Linked DNA regions of Homo sapiens: region 2 is linked to region 1. A link is a contact called in ENCODE Hi-C or POLR2A ChIA-PET data. All regions are on one chromosome and are shown on one strand. The core of a region is the stretch at or near the end of the contact, and the rest is flanking DNA. Distances in the headings are between cores, read along the strand shown.

Region 1 (6,024 bases), core at 154-2,653:
CCACATTGCAAATGCTCAAGTGCACACGTGTGGCATGTGGCTGCTCCACTGGACAGCACAAATACAGAACACTCTGTCACTGTGGAGAGTTGTCCTGACCTCACCTGGTCAGTCTCACGTCTGGAGGGTGGGAAGAGAACTCTTGATGAGCCCAAGCAAACACAGGTGGGGCATCTGGGAAACAGACATTCTGGGCGTGTTTGCAGAGGGTAATGACGCGGAGAGGCACCTGGACACACCACACCACGGTGGAGCCTCCCCCTTCCAGGCTGGGGGCGGATGGGATAGAACAAGCCTCTGAGGACTGGGGGCAGTGGCCACCTCAGAGACCGACTATGCAAGCCAATGACTGGAGGGTGGGGGGTTTCTGGGGAACAGGAAGAATGGGGACACCCCCCAAAATATCCCCTATAGGAGTAGTTAAGCCACAGTCGCCTGGGGTAGAGGCTGCAAGGAGAATGGGCCCCGGGCATGGGTCTCCAGGGAAAACCAGGTGTCCACGTGGACTGGAGTACCGCTCCTGCCGGCCCGCCGGGCATGGCAGCTGCTGGGGTCTTCAGAGAAGGTCCTGCCACCCCCCAGGCCGGGGTGCCCAACGCAGCTCACTTCCCAGCCCAATCTCATTTGGACTCCCCTGCCCTCAGGTTGCCTGCAGGAGGGAAGGCGGTGAACACAGCCCCCGTGCCAGGCCAGACACCCCACGATGAGTCCGACCGCCGGACCGAGCCACGTTCCTCCGTCTCAGACCTCGTCAACTCCCTCACCAGCGAGATGCTCATGGTGAGAATGAGGGAGCCTGCGCTGCTCCAAGGAACTGGGCTGGGAGGCCAGGGGCAGGAAGAAGAGGGATGTGTGTGGGAATGATTAACAGCATGGGAGTGGCCAGGCAGGGAACTGGGTCAGAAGCAGCCTGGAGAGCCAGGCCCAGCATGGTGGCCACTCGGCGCTTGGTGACTGAGCGTCCAAGGCCTGGGTTTGCTTCCCAGCTCTTTCACCAAAATATCTTCTCCATGTCTCAGTTTCTTCCTTTGACAAGTGAAAATAAGAATACCCATCCTGCTTGGATCCCTTTGTGGATTGAGAAGGGGCCAAAGAAAACCCACTCATGCAAGATACTTTCAGGATCCTAGAGGGAAAGGCTGGTGGGCAGAGGACTCAGGGCAGAAGATGTCCCCTCCTGAGAGTGATGTCCCCTTAATTGGAGGTCTGGGGTAGAATGCCTAGCCCAGTGACCTGCCCCATTCCCATGGCTGGTGGCCCCTGAGAACAGGAGAGCAGGAATCCACTGGTCCCGGCTCCTCTGAGGGGACAGCTGTGATGGGGGCTCCTGTCCACACCCACGCCCCACCAGATGCCACCAACCCTGTGGGATCCTAGTTCTAGGTTGTTTGGCCCAGACAGAGGTTGTGGTTCCCATGGTGCCCCCAGGGGGGCAGCAGTGAGTCACAGCCACTTGCCCCACCTGTACTTTCCAAAGAGGCCCTGGAGGGAGAAAACTGGGGATTAGCTCAGAAGTCTCAGGAAGGCTTGAAGAGGCGATGAGGCTGGGAACCCAGCACCTGCTCTGTTCCTACTGGACTTGACCTGGGACACTTCATCTCCTTGGATTCAACCCCTCCCTTCTGTAGAGAGAAAGAAGTAGGCTTGGGAGCTCCCAGCCCTCCCCTACTGCCCTGGCACCAGAGCCCCCACCCTTCTGCCATGTAGGGTTCCAGCCAGCTCTAACCATCCATCCCCACTGCCCCTTCTAGCCTGGCGTTTCTCAAATTGCTACGTGCACAGGAATCAGCCGGGAACCTTGGTAAAATGCAGATTCCTGGTCAATGGGCCTTCGGTGGGGCCTAAGAGCCTGCTTTTTTTTTTTTTTTTTTTTTTTTGAGACAGAATCACTCTGTCCCCCAGGCTGGAGTGCAGTGGCACAATCTCAACTCACTGCAACATCTGCCTCCCGAGCTCAAGTGATTCTCCTCCCTCAGCCTCCCGAGTAGCTGGGATTACAGTAGTACACCACCACGCCCGGCTAATTTTTCTATTTTTAGTAGAGACGGGGTTTCACCATGTTGGCCAGGCCAGTCTCAAACTCTTAGCCTCAAGTGATCCACCTGCCTCGGCCTCCCAAAGTGCTGTGATTACAGGCATGAGCCACTGCGCCCGGTCTATCCTGTGGTTTTCTTGAATCCACATTAGAGCATCAGATTTTCCACATCCTAGATCTGGTCACCTTGGGCCTCCCCACCTCTCCCCTTCTCCCTGCCCACCAGGCCCCTGTGTGTCTGGCCCTCCACTGCCCTCCTTCCATCTTCCCCCCCCCAGGAAGACTGGCCCCAGCTGTCTTCTCTTCTGGATGGGCCATTGCCACAGCCCACCCTGCCTCCCTGCACAGCCCCTTAATTGGTTACAGCTTCCTGGCAGCCAGGTTCCCAGAAGGGACAGCCCCTTCCCAGCCAGCTTGCCTGCCCCTTGCTGCCCCCAGGGAAGGGCCGACAGCTGCAGCCAGCGGAAGGAAGGGCAGGCCTCATCTCCCTCTCCTGTGCTGGGAGGATGCTCAGAGGTGGGAGGGCAGAGTCTAATTGCACAGCTCTGTGCCAATGCTAGGTCGTTGATGTTAACAGCCATGATAAGATAAGCAGGGCAGAATCAGCCCACTGTGACCTCAGCCTGTCCTGGTCTCTGGACCCTGGGCTGTGGAATCTGGGGGTCAAGAGACAAGAGTTAAGCACCCAGAGCTGGCCAAAGAAGGAGCTGAGGGGCAGAGGTGTCTGAGAAGAGGCGAGGCCACACCTGCTTCTGGGCACCTCCTGCCCTGGTATAGGGGTGGCTTGCTGCTTTTCGAGGCTGACTTCTGCTGGTGCAAGCGCTCAGGAAGCACCTTCCCTGACTGTGATGGGGTGGCCAACCTGGCTGCCACAGAGATGGCTCTGTCCCAGCTGAGTAAGTAGGGCTCAGGGTTGTGGCTTAAGAAGGCTGGGAGTGGGCATAGAGCTGCCACCCCTTTCCCAGGTGAAACCTACCTGGCCAGCCCAGGCCTTCCCAAGACCACACTGTTTGGCAGCCAGGAGCCAAGGGACCAGAGGGACCTCAGGTGGGGCTGAGGCCAGCTGGGCTTCAGTCACCAGCAACTCCACCCCAACTTCAGAAGCAAGGGGGAGGGCGAGTGATCTTTGCTGGCACTGTCTACCCATGCTATGCCCCAGGTGCTCGATCCCTCTGCCAGTGGGTCAGGTCGCGGGGCAGAACTCTAGAAGGAACCCCTTCTAGCTCTCCCAGGACCCCGCAAAGTAGGTCTCATGGTCCCCACTCTGCAGATGTAAAAACAGGGTCAAAGGGTGTGGGGCTGGCATGAGCAGGGAAAAGAGCGTCGGGAAAAAGCAGGCTGTGGGCAGGAAAGCCACATTCTCAATGGGCCTGCGGTGGCGCTTGCAGGTTTGTCTGGATCGGCCAAGGGGTGGGGGCTGGAGGGAACATCTTCTGCTGTAAGGCAGCTCGGTGCCCCCAACTAGGCAGGACCGGGGTAAAGCCTCAGACTGTAGATCTGAGGGCAAGAGCAAGGCGCAGGTGGAAGGGCACTCAGGATTCCTGGCCGATAAACTGGGTTCCATTCCCACTGGCCATTCAATCGCAGGTGACTTGAGGCAAGTGACCTAACCTGTCTGTGCTCGCAGCCACAGTTGGAACACCGGGAAACTGTTCCAGCTGTGTTCCACGTGTTCCAGCGGGAGTGCTTGCCTCATTGGGATGTTGTAAGAGGTCAGTGAGGACAAGGCACAGGGCACAGGGCAGGGTCTGGTGAGGTGGGCGGCCAGCCAGTCTAAGATAGTTACTGCTGTGAGTGTGAGGCCGGGTGTGTGGCTCATGCCTGTAATCTCCGCACTTTGGGAAGCTGAGGCGGGCATATCACTTGTGGCCAGGAATTAGAGACTCGCCTGACCAACGTGGCAAAACCCTGCCTCTACTAAAAGTACAAAAATCAGCCAGGCGTAGTGGCACGCCCCTGTGGTCCCAGCTACTCAGGAGGCTGAGGCATGAAAATCGCTTGACCTTGGGAGGTGGAGGTGGCAGTGAGCCAGGATTGCACCACTGCACTCCAGCCTTGGCAACAGAGCGAGACCCTGGCTCAAAAAAACAAAAAACTATCATGAGGGTGATTCCGACGCTTTTCACCTGGCACGGTGTCTGTGGGTCTTTGCCGGCTTGAGGGGAAACCTCAGTGTTGCCCTGGGGTGTGGGCCTGCTTTAGTGGAAAGAGCAGGATTTTGAGTCAGAGAGGGTTCCTACTGCCGTCAGCCTTGGCCATGTGACTTCACCTCTCTGAACCAGTCTCTTCAGCTAGAGGGTGGTGACACCTGCCTCGCCTGGCTATTGTCAGGATTCAGTAAGGAGACGGCGATGCGAGAGTCGCTGGTCATGGTAAGAGCCCACTTGATGCATTATTATTATCTGTATTATTTAGTCTTTCAGAGCCTAGGGCTGCCTCTCCAGGATGAAGGAAAGGGCACAAAGCAGGTTTCTACAGGGGAAGTTGGGGAGAGAAGAGATGCCTGCAGTTTTTCTTAACTGTGGTACCCAGGGTCCTACTTCTGTCCCTCATCCAGTCATCACGGGAGATTTTCGAGCCAGGGTACCTGAGCCATACAGCCCCCTAACTGGGTCTGTTGTGGTCAGTGGTCTGGGGCTCAGGCGGCTGGGGGGTGGGTAGGGTTCTAAAACCTCCTAGGTACTACTGGTGTGCTCACAGGTTCAGACACGTGGCTGGGAGACCCTCCTCCCAGCTGCTTCCTGTGGTTCAATGTCAGAACGGGATGAGATGCTCACCCTGCCTCTGTGTGACTGTCTGTTGCTGGGTCAGGCCATGCGCCCTCCCTCCCAGCAGTCCTCAGCCCCCATGGACGGTACAGTCATCTGAGGCGCCTTTTACACAGCACTGATGCCCAGGCCCACACCAGCCCCATCGTCAAACTGCTTGGGGACGGGGCCTGGGGAGTCTGCAATTTTCTTGTCCCTAGTGATTCTGCCTTACACAAACAGACGTTGCTCCTGAAAACTTGCCTCTCTCATTTTGTAAATCACACCATTCTCCGCACCCTAGAGAGTCACTTTCCAAAGAATTGTTGCGGTAAACTCTTTTGTGATGTGAACAGCCTCCCTCATCTGCTGTGTAGCCCAGGTTTGTGTCGGTGCCTCCCACAGTTGGCCCTACCGTGTCACAAGAAGGCAGGGAGGTCTGGGGGGCTCAGGAACCCCAGCACGCGCCAGGGAAGCTGCAGCCAGGAAGGCGAGGCAGCTGAGCTGGAGCTTGGGGCAGGCAGCAGACCCAGGGCTGCGAGGAGAGCCTGGGAAGTGAGTGTCGTGCATACCACTCTGAGGTTCAGGAGACAGGGCTGTCTCGGCTCTGCCCTCCCCCTTCCCCTCCCCTCCTGGGAGACCCTGGTCAAGGCACCTGCCCTCTGAGCCTGAGCAGCGTCCGTGGGATGTGAGTGTGGGCTGGGCCACCGCCTCTGGCCTCTCACCCGTGCTAGCCAGCGGTGGGGACATGGGGGAAGCAGAATCCTCCCCAAACCCTGCCGGCCTCTCCCCCACCCCCAGCTCTCCCCAGGCTCCGAGGAGGATGAGGCCCACGAGGGTTGCAGCCGAGAGAACCTGGGCCGGATCCAGTTCAGTGTCGGCTACAACTTCCAGGAGTCCACGCTCACCGTGAAGATCATGAAGGCCCAGGAGCTGCCGGCCAAGGACTTCAGCGGCACCAGCGACCCCTTCGTCAAGATCTACCTGCTGCCCGACAAGAAGCACAAGCTGGAGACCAAGGTGAAGCGGAAGAACCTGAACCCCCACTGGAACGAGACCTTCCTCTTTGAAGGTGAGTCTAGTGCCACCTTCCCCCGCCATGGTCACCTCTTGCTGTCTACCATCCCCCTACCCAACCACACTTGTGGCCACATGCACAGACACATATGTGTACACACACCTGCAGGCCCACAAATGCACAAACACACATGCAAGCAGATACACTTATGTGCACACCTGCAT
Region 2 (6,386 bases), core at 339-2,838, 200 kb before region 1:
GAATCCACCCCAGGCCTGCCCCAACACCCAGATGCTTCCATCCAATGGCCTAGCCAGCACCTCTCTCGGACACCTGACACCCTGCCAGCTCTCAAACCCCTTCCCTGCTTGTGTACCCCAACCCTCCTGAGGTCTTCCCAAGGCCCCTCGGTGGCTTGGCCTCTGGCTTGCAACTGTCTGTGGCTCCTCAGCCCTCACCCCCACGGCCATGCCACTCGGTCAGTACACGTACTCGGCTTCCCTTCAGACTCAGAGCTGGACTCCAGGCACTCCCTCACCTCCCCTACCCCTGCCCTGGCAGCTCTGCCTGGGACTGTCATGGTGGCCTCGACTGGCCTCCTTGCACTTGCCCCTACGCTCTCAGCTCAGCAACAGAGTGGCCCTTTTAAGATAAGTTGAGCCACATCATTTTCTTTTTAAGACCCTACAGCAACGCCCTGTCTACCCCACCTGGCTCTGGTCTCTCTGACCTGCTGCCAGCGTGTTCAGCAGCACCTGAGACAGCGTGGCCTGGCCCTTGCTCCTCTGGGCCTCTGTTCAAACGTCCTGTCACAGTGAGGTCTCTCTTGCCACCTCATCTAACAGCCAGGGCTCCCCAGGCCCCCAGCACTCCCCATCCCAGGCACCTGGCTTTATGTGGGTCCAAAGTGCCCATCCGCTCCACCATGTGCCCTATTTGCCTTGTCTATGCGCTGTCCGCCTCCTCGCTGGGCAGTGAGCACCACAGAGAGGTCCACAGCTGTATCCCCAGCACCCAAACAGGGCCAGGTACACAGTAGCCTCCCCACAGAAATGAATGAGGCAGCCTGGGAGCTGGGCACCCAGCTAGGTGCAGCGGCACCTCAGGCCACCAGAGGGAGCCAGCATCCAACTGCTAAGGCACCAGACGCTGGAGCCCACGTGACTGGGCCTGCCAGCTGTCACGGGATGACAGCTGAGATTTTATTAAGAAGCTTGGATTCTGGTGATGCTAGGAGGTTTGTCTTCACTCAGAGCATCACCTGAGTGACTATTACACACTTTCCAATGGGGAGAGACTTTGCTGAGAAAGCCACAGTGCTTGCTGGGGGGACAAAGCCGATGTACAATGGGAGAGCATGGTCCCCCACACTGCAGGTCAAGTGGTGATGGGCCAGGGTCTAGGGGCTGAGCTCCTGTGCTCGGCAGCTGTTCCCTCTCCAACCTCAGCTGAGCATGAGGCTGTAACAGTGTGGCCTTTGGAGACTGGAGGCTTGAGTTTGAACCCTTGCTGTATCACTTCCTGACCGCAAGGGCCTGGAGGTCACTCAGCCATTCTAAGCCTCAGTTTCCTCTTCTGTAAGAGCAGGTGGTGACAGCTACTTCACAAGGCTGGTGTGAGATCAAGGGTCCAAGATGCAGAAATGGTCTGGCCTATAATAGGTTCTTAATAACGAGTGGCTCCTCGCTTCTCCGGTGACAGGGCTGCCTCTGAGTCAGTGATGTGTGGGCCAGGAGGACCAGTCAGGGGAGCAGGGCCAGCACCCCGGATGGGAGGGCCCTGGGGCTCATCCAGGGCAGGGCTAGGGCCAAGCCAGAAGCAGGCCTGGCTCGCTGTGCTCTGCATGGGCTGAGAACTGCTGCCAGGGGAGAGGCCTGGGCCCGAGGCAGATGGGCAGCCCTTCTCCCTCTGGCCAGGCTGTTATGGACAGGCTGGGGCACTGGACTCTGGCCTCCTCCCAACACCCTGGGCTGCAGGCCTGCCTCTCTCTGCCCCACAGGCACCTGGTTCTTCCAGGCAGGGGCCTGGCTGGGCCCTCATGAGGTCTAGGGACTCTGCTCTCTCTGCAACACTAAGGCACCTAATACAAATGCCAGCACCCCTCCTGTCTGCAGAGCACCAGAGAGCCCTGCCTGCCAGTGATACCCTGGGTTCTGAAACACCCTATGGGCAGGCAGGACAGATACCACCTGTTACAGTTTAGGAAACAAAGGCTCTAAGAGCTGTCCCCACACCACCAGTGAGTAATGGAGCCTGGTGCTCATTTTGAAGAGTTCTCTGCCACAGCTGGGACTCCCAGGGATGCAGGCAAGAATGCCAGGCACATGCAGCTGACAAAGATGGGAAGGGGGCATGAGGTGCTCTAGTCCTCTCTGATCAGTCGCTGGAGGGATGGTGAGAATAAGGCCCCGAGAGCCACCCAGCTTTCTGAGGACAGGGAGGGCGCTGCAGAGTGGGTGTGGCTGCTGTGGGTCCCAAGGGCAGGGGTGTCAAGGAAAGAAGCTGCTGCCCAGCATGCCAGCCTTTCCAGAACGGGAGCCCAGGGAACTGTCCTCCTTCTGCCTGGCATGAGCTGAGGGCGGAGACACCCAGGACAGGGAGGGGTTCCTCCTGGAGCAGGCGCCCTTCTCTGGCCCACTTAGGAATGCAGAGTCCACCCAGCCCCCAAGCGGTGGGCTGAGCGCAGAGCTAGGCTGCAGGCCAGGTCTGGGGCTAAGGCCTTTCCTAGATCCTATGAAGAAGGTTGGAGCCTTAACTAACAGGCCTTCTTGGTGCCTTTTCAAAGACCTCTATGGATTGGGCCTCTCTACTAGGAAAGTCCTTTCTTCTAGAAAGGCAGAGCACATGAGGGGAGCCGAGAGAAGGGAAGATGTGGGCAGAAGGGAATGGCTGAGGGGGCAGAGAGAGAACGCCAGAAGGGGAGGGGAGGCAGCAGTGTGGGTGTTATGCAATATCTCATCTAGCCCTCTCCAAAAAATTCCACGAGGTATGTATCAACATCTCCACTTCGCAGATAAAGAAACTGAGGCTCAGAGAGGTGGACCCACTTGCCCCAGGCTGCAAGTGACAACATCTGGATTCGAACCCATAACTGTGTGACTCCGAAGCCTACAACTTCACTGCTCAGGGATAACACAGAACTAGAAAGGTTGAGGCCCAGAGAAGGTGTAGAAAAGAAGCCATTCAGGGCAAAGCAGTAGGCGCAGCCCGGTAGCCCTTCCTCACACACCACCCGGGAGGAGAGGTGCAATCGCTGGGGGATGGGACAGGGGTACTCACGAGCAGGACCGAGCCAGTTGGCAGAGGCCGCAGGCGGGCTTCCGCATCAGGTACATGGGCCACCCGTAGGCAGCCAGGGCAAAGAGCATGTAGTAGCAGACCTCTTTGTAGCGGAGCATCTCTTGCTAGAAGAGAGGAGGCAGAGGGCGGTCACCTCCTGCCCTTCCTGCCTACAGCCTCAGGGCCCAGCAGTTCCCCAGGGTGGGAGCCTGCGGACCCAACCCCTGGCAGGGAGGGGTTGCTGGTCCCCTGTTGAGGTGTGGGGCCCAGGCCTTGGAGGAAGGACACTCCTCCAGGTGATAATTGCATTTCCCTAATTATCTCCATGCAACCAGGACACGAATCCTCAGAGACCTGTCCTGTTGCTCCAGTCTCAGAATTAATGATTTGGGGACAGAAAATCACTTGGTCCATTTCCTTGCCTGTTTTCCAGAGAAGGGAAGAGTTGAGGGATGTGAGTAGTAATCCCCCCACCTCGGCAATCAGCCCTGAGAAGGGCCCTTGATGCTGGGAAAATGTAGCCCTGAGAGGCCCCAGCCCTCCAGCTGGGCGGCGTGTGTGGGCCTTGGGCAACAGGGCAGCCACGCTAGGCCAGGAGACCAATCACCAAATCTCTGGCCCTTGGGTTCTTTGACTGCAAATATTGGGAGCCTTCAACTTGACTCAGCCAGCTGCAGGCTCCCAGGGCTCCGGGCAGGGGCTGCGTTGGTGGGAGACTGGGATCTCTTGGGAGAAAGGCACCAGTTTGAAAGCCAGTGTGTCTGAGGCCCAGCAGCCACTGTTGATGCTGAGGAGGTTATTGGCTGCTGGGGTGGAGGGAGGAAGAGGCAGGGGTGCCCCAGCAAAGTGTCTGCCAGCTTCCAGTCTTTCCCGAGTGCCCCAGGCACCGGGAGAGGGAATTAGTCACCTTGTAAAAGTTAAGGAGGGTGGTTAGTCACCTTGTGAAGTGAAATAGGTGGCACCTTGATCAGGGCCCGGAGGGGTGGAAACATCCCTGGCCAGCTCAGCTGCTCTTCAGGAACGAGAGTGGAGAGGTAATTATCCTCTCCCTGTCAGAAGCTCCCTGCAGCCCTGGGGGCGGGGTGGGCCCTGGCAGCCTCTGCCAGGTGGCAGGTGTGACCCTGGCACCTCGATGGGAGTCACTTGATGGGAGTCACAGCTGCCTGCCCTCCCCGCTCCCTGTGAGGAGTGGGAGGGAGAAGGTGGTGAGAACAGCCAGGGCAGAGCCTGGCAAGCAGAAATGGGCTGGTTTGGGGCACTTACTATGGATGTGGCTATTTTTAGAGAGGATACAAATGCCTGCTTTAGTGGGGAGTAGGGACAGGCAGGGAGGACTGAGGCTTTTCTAGAGGACTGAGTGTTGGTTTTTTTTTTTTCTTCTTTTTAAGGGACAGTGCAGCTGGAGTGCAGTGGCAATCATAGCTCACTGCAGCCCTGATCTCCTGGGCTCAAGCAATCCTCCTACCTCAGCCTCCCAAGTAGCTGGGGTCACAGGCATGTGCCACCATGCTTGGCTAATTTTTTTTTTTTTTGTAGAGACAGGGTCTCACTATGTTGCCCAGGCTGGTCTCAAACTCCTGGCCTCAAGCAATCCTCCCACCTCGGCCTCCCAAAGTGCTGGGATTGCAGGCACAAGGCAGCACACGTGGCCTAAAGGACTGAGATTTCTAAGAGACGGAATCCTTTCCATCAGCATCCTGGCTGGCACCGAGGCTTCCTGGCACTGTGATGGGAATGGCTCGTGTCCTCTCAGCACAGCTCTGGTAGAAGGTGTGCCTAGTGTCATTTCACAGATTCAGGATCCAGCTCAGAGGGGATGAGGGGCCTGCTGGAGGTCGCAGCGACAGGCATCAGAGCAGATGCACGCTCCAGCCATTTGCTTCCTGAGGCAGGGCCTGTTTCTCCCGGCTGCCAGCTGTGGTTTCAGCCTGGGCTGTACTGGGCCCTGGGCTGTACTGGGCCCTGGGCTGTGTGCTGGGCCCTGGGCTGGGGTTCTCCCACCATGTTACTGGCACCACCTTTCCCTATTACACACTGGATTTCTACGAAAGGCGATTGAGAAAAGGTTCCACTACTAAAAAAGCTTGGAAACCAAGTACTACGCCCATTGCGTTTCATTAACAGCAGCAGCAGCAGCAAAAATGCTAGCAGCTCACCCTGGTAAAGTGCTCTGTCATCTCAAGAGGCCAGGACCAGACACTTCTGAACTTGGTAAAGGAATTCAGGGGATTTGTCTGTCGAACCGGTGTGAAGTGGGTGGTTCTCGTGAGGGGCATGATCTGAGCAGAGAGGCTCTCTGGAGAGCCGGGGGGAGACCGGGCAGGGGCAATGTGGCTGGCACTGCAAGGGCAGCTGGGAGGAGTTTGCTTAGGTCATTGTGGCAGAGTGGGAGGGATGGGGACGGGGTGGGGTGAGAGTTGATGTCTGACTCACTGAATTCTTGAGGTCGAGGTACTTGGTGTTTCTGGTCACCGGCATCCCAGACAGGAAGGCCAAGATGTCATTGTTTGCCTGTAAGACCGGCAGGTGAAGAAGGACAATCACTGGCCCAGGCCCGGCTGCATGGCTGGGAAAGGGGGCCCAGGCCCTGGCGTCCGCCTGCTTCCCAAAGGCCGAGAAGCCCAAACGAGCATGCAGCTTCTAGTTCTTCCAAGATTCAGCCACTTTTCCAAAATCTGAGGTTTCCCCATATTTCCAGATGCTCCCCTTCTACCCAAAACATCAAGCCCCTGAGGACATTCCTGGCCCACAGCAGGCGAAAGGTATTTTGTATGAGACACTGAGAAACCCTAACTGGGGTTGGTGTGCTGGTGGGGATGTGGGGTGGGCGGAGCGGCCACGCAGAAGACCGACTCGGGAGCTCACCACGTCCACTAAGCCTGTGGTTAGAAGTCCTTTGAGGGCCAGCCCCAGAGGCAGCCATGCACGACCCAGAAAGTCCCTAGAGTAGTAGTCACGGAAAGCCTGGCCGAAGGACAAGCTCAGGAAGGCAGGGGGAGCCAGAGGTAAAGGTGACCTCCAGGGTCCAAGAGAGTGCGTGGTCACTGGGGAGCTGCGTGGGAGCCGAGCCCTCCGCTGCAGGGGCCACAGGGAAGGGGCCTGAAAGAAGGGTGGTGTGGAGAGGTGACCTGGAGAAGGGGCTGGTGGTGCTCACCTCGTCCAGCACGGCGTTGCGCTTGGCCCGCTGCCGCTGCCGGAGCAGCACCAGGCCAGCAATGATGTCGGATGGCACAATGTCAAGGTCCCGGAAGAACTCCGCAAAGAGGTAGGCGATTTCTGAGTAGGCATCCTACGAGGTCCAGGAAGGCAGGAGGCAGTGGCAGGGGAGCAGGAGAGAGGACGAGAGGCCAGGAGTAAATCCCCCAGG

The links. Hi-C counts contacts between places; a loop is a spot of excess contacts on that map. ChIA-PET counts read pairs that join two places held with the same protein, here RNA polymerase II (POLR2A). Pooled maps may share reads with other maps.
Region 2: a map of PC-9 shows a loop between it and region 1 (12-fold over the local background). The contact joins two enhancer-like sites. A Hi-C loop is called at or near these places in 1 of 168 maps with a recorded cell type or tissue (PC-9), 1 of 37 single-sample maps with no recorded cell type and 10 of 50 pooled maps. POLR2A ChIA-PET finds 5 or more read pairs at or near these places in 2 of 52 experiments (activated B cell and activated naive CD4-positive, alpha-beta T cell).

What each region holds. Positions count from the first base shown.
Region 1 is chr11:61,527,745-61,533,768 of GRCh38, reverse strand. SYT7 (synaptotagmin 7) reads left to right here. Exons shown (of 13, transcript NM_001365809.2): 8 at 645-780; 9 at 5,584-5,854. Among named protein-coding and RNA genes, the nearest start is that of LRRC10B, 22 kb to the right of the region's middle. RefSeq lists an enhancer at 3,307-3,806. Within about 2 kb of position 1,403, at least 3 of the 41 ENCODE cell types and tissues checked have a DNase peak (open chromatin) inside an H3K27ac peak, as active enhancers do.
Region 2 is chr11:61,728,075-61,734,460 of GRCh38, reverse strand. It overlaps DAGLA (diacylglycerol lipase alpha), which reads right to left. Exons shown (of 20, transcript NM_006133.3): 7 at 6,174-6,308; 8 at 5,453-5,530; 9 at 3,020-3,144. Among named protein-coding and RNA genes, the nearest start is that of MYRF, 21 kb to the left of the region's middle. Within about 2 kb of position 1,588, at least 5 of the 41 ENCODE cell types and tissues checked have a DNase peak (open chromatin) inside an H3K27ac peak, as active enhancers do.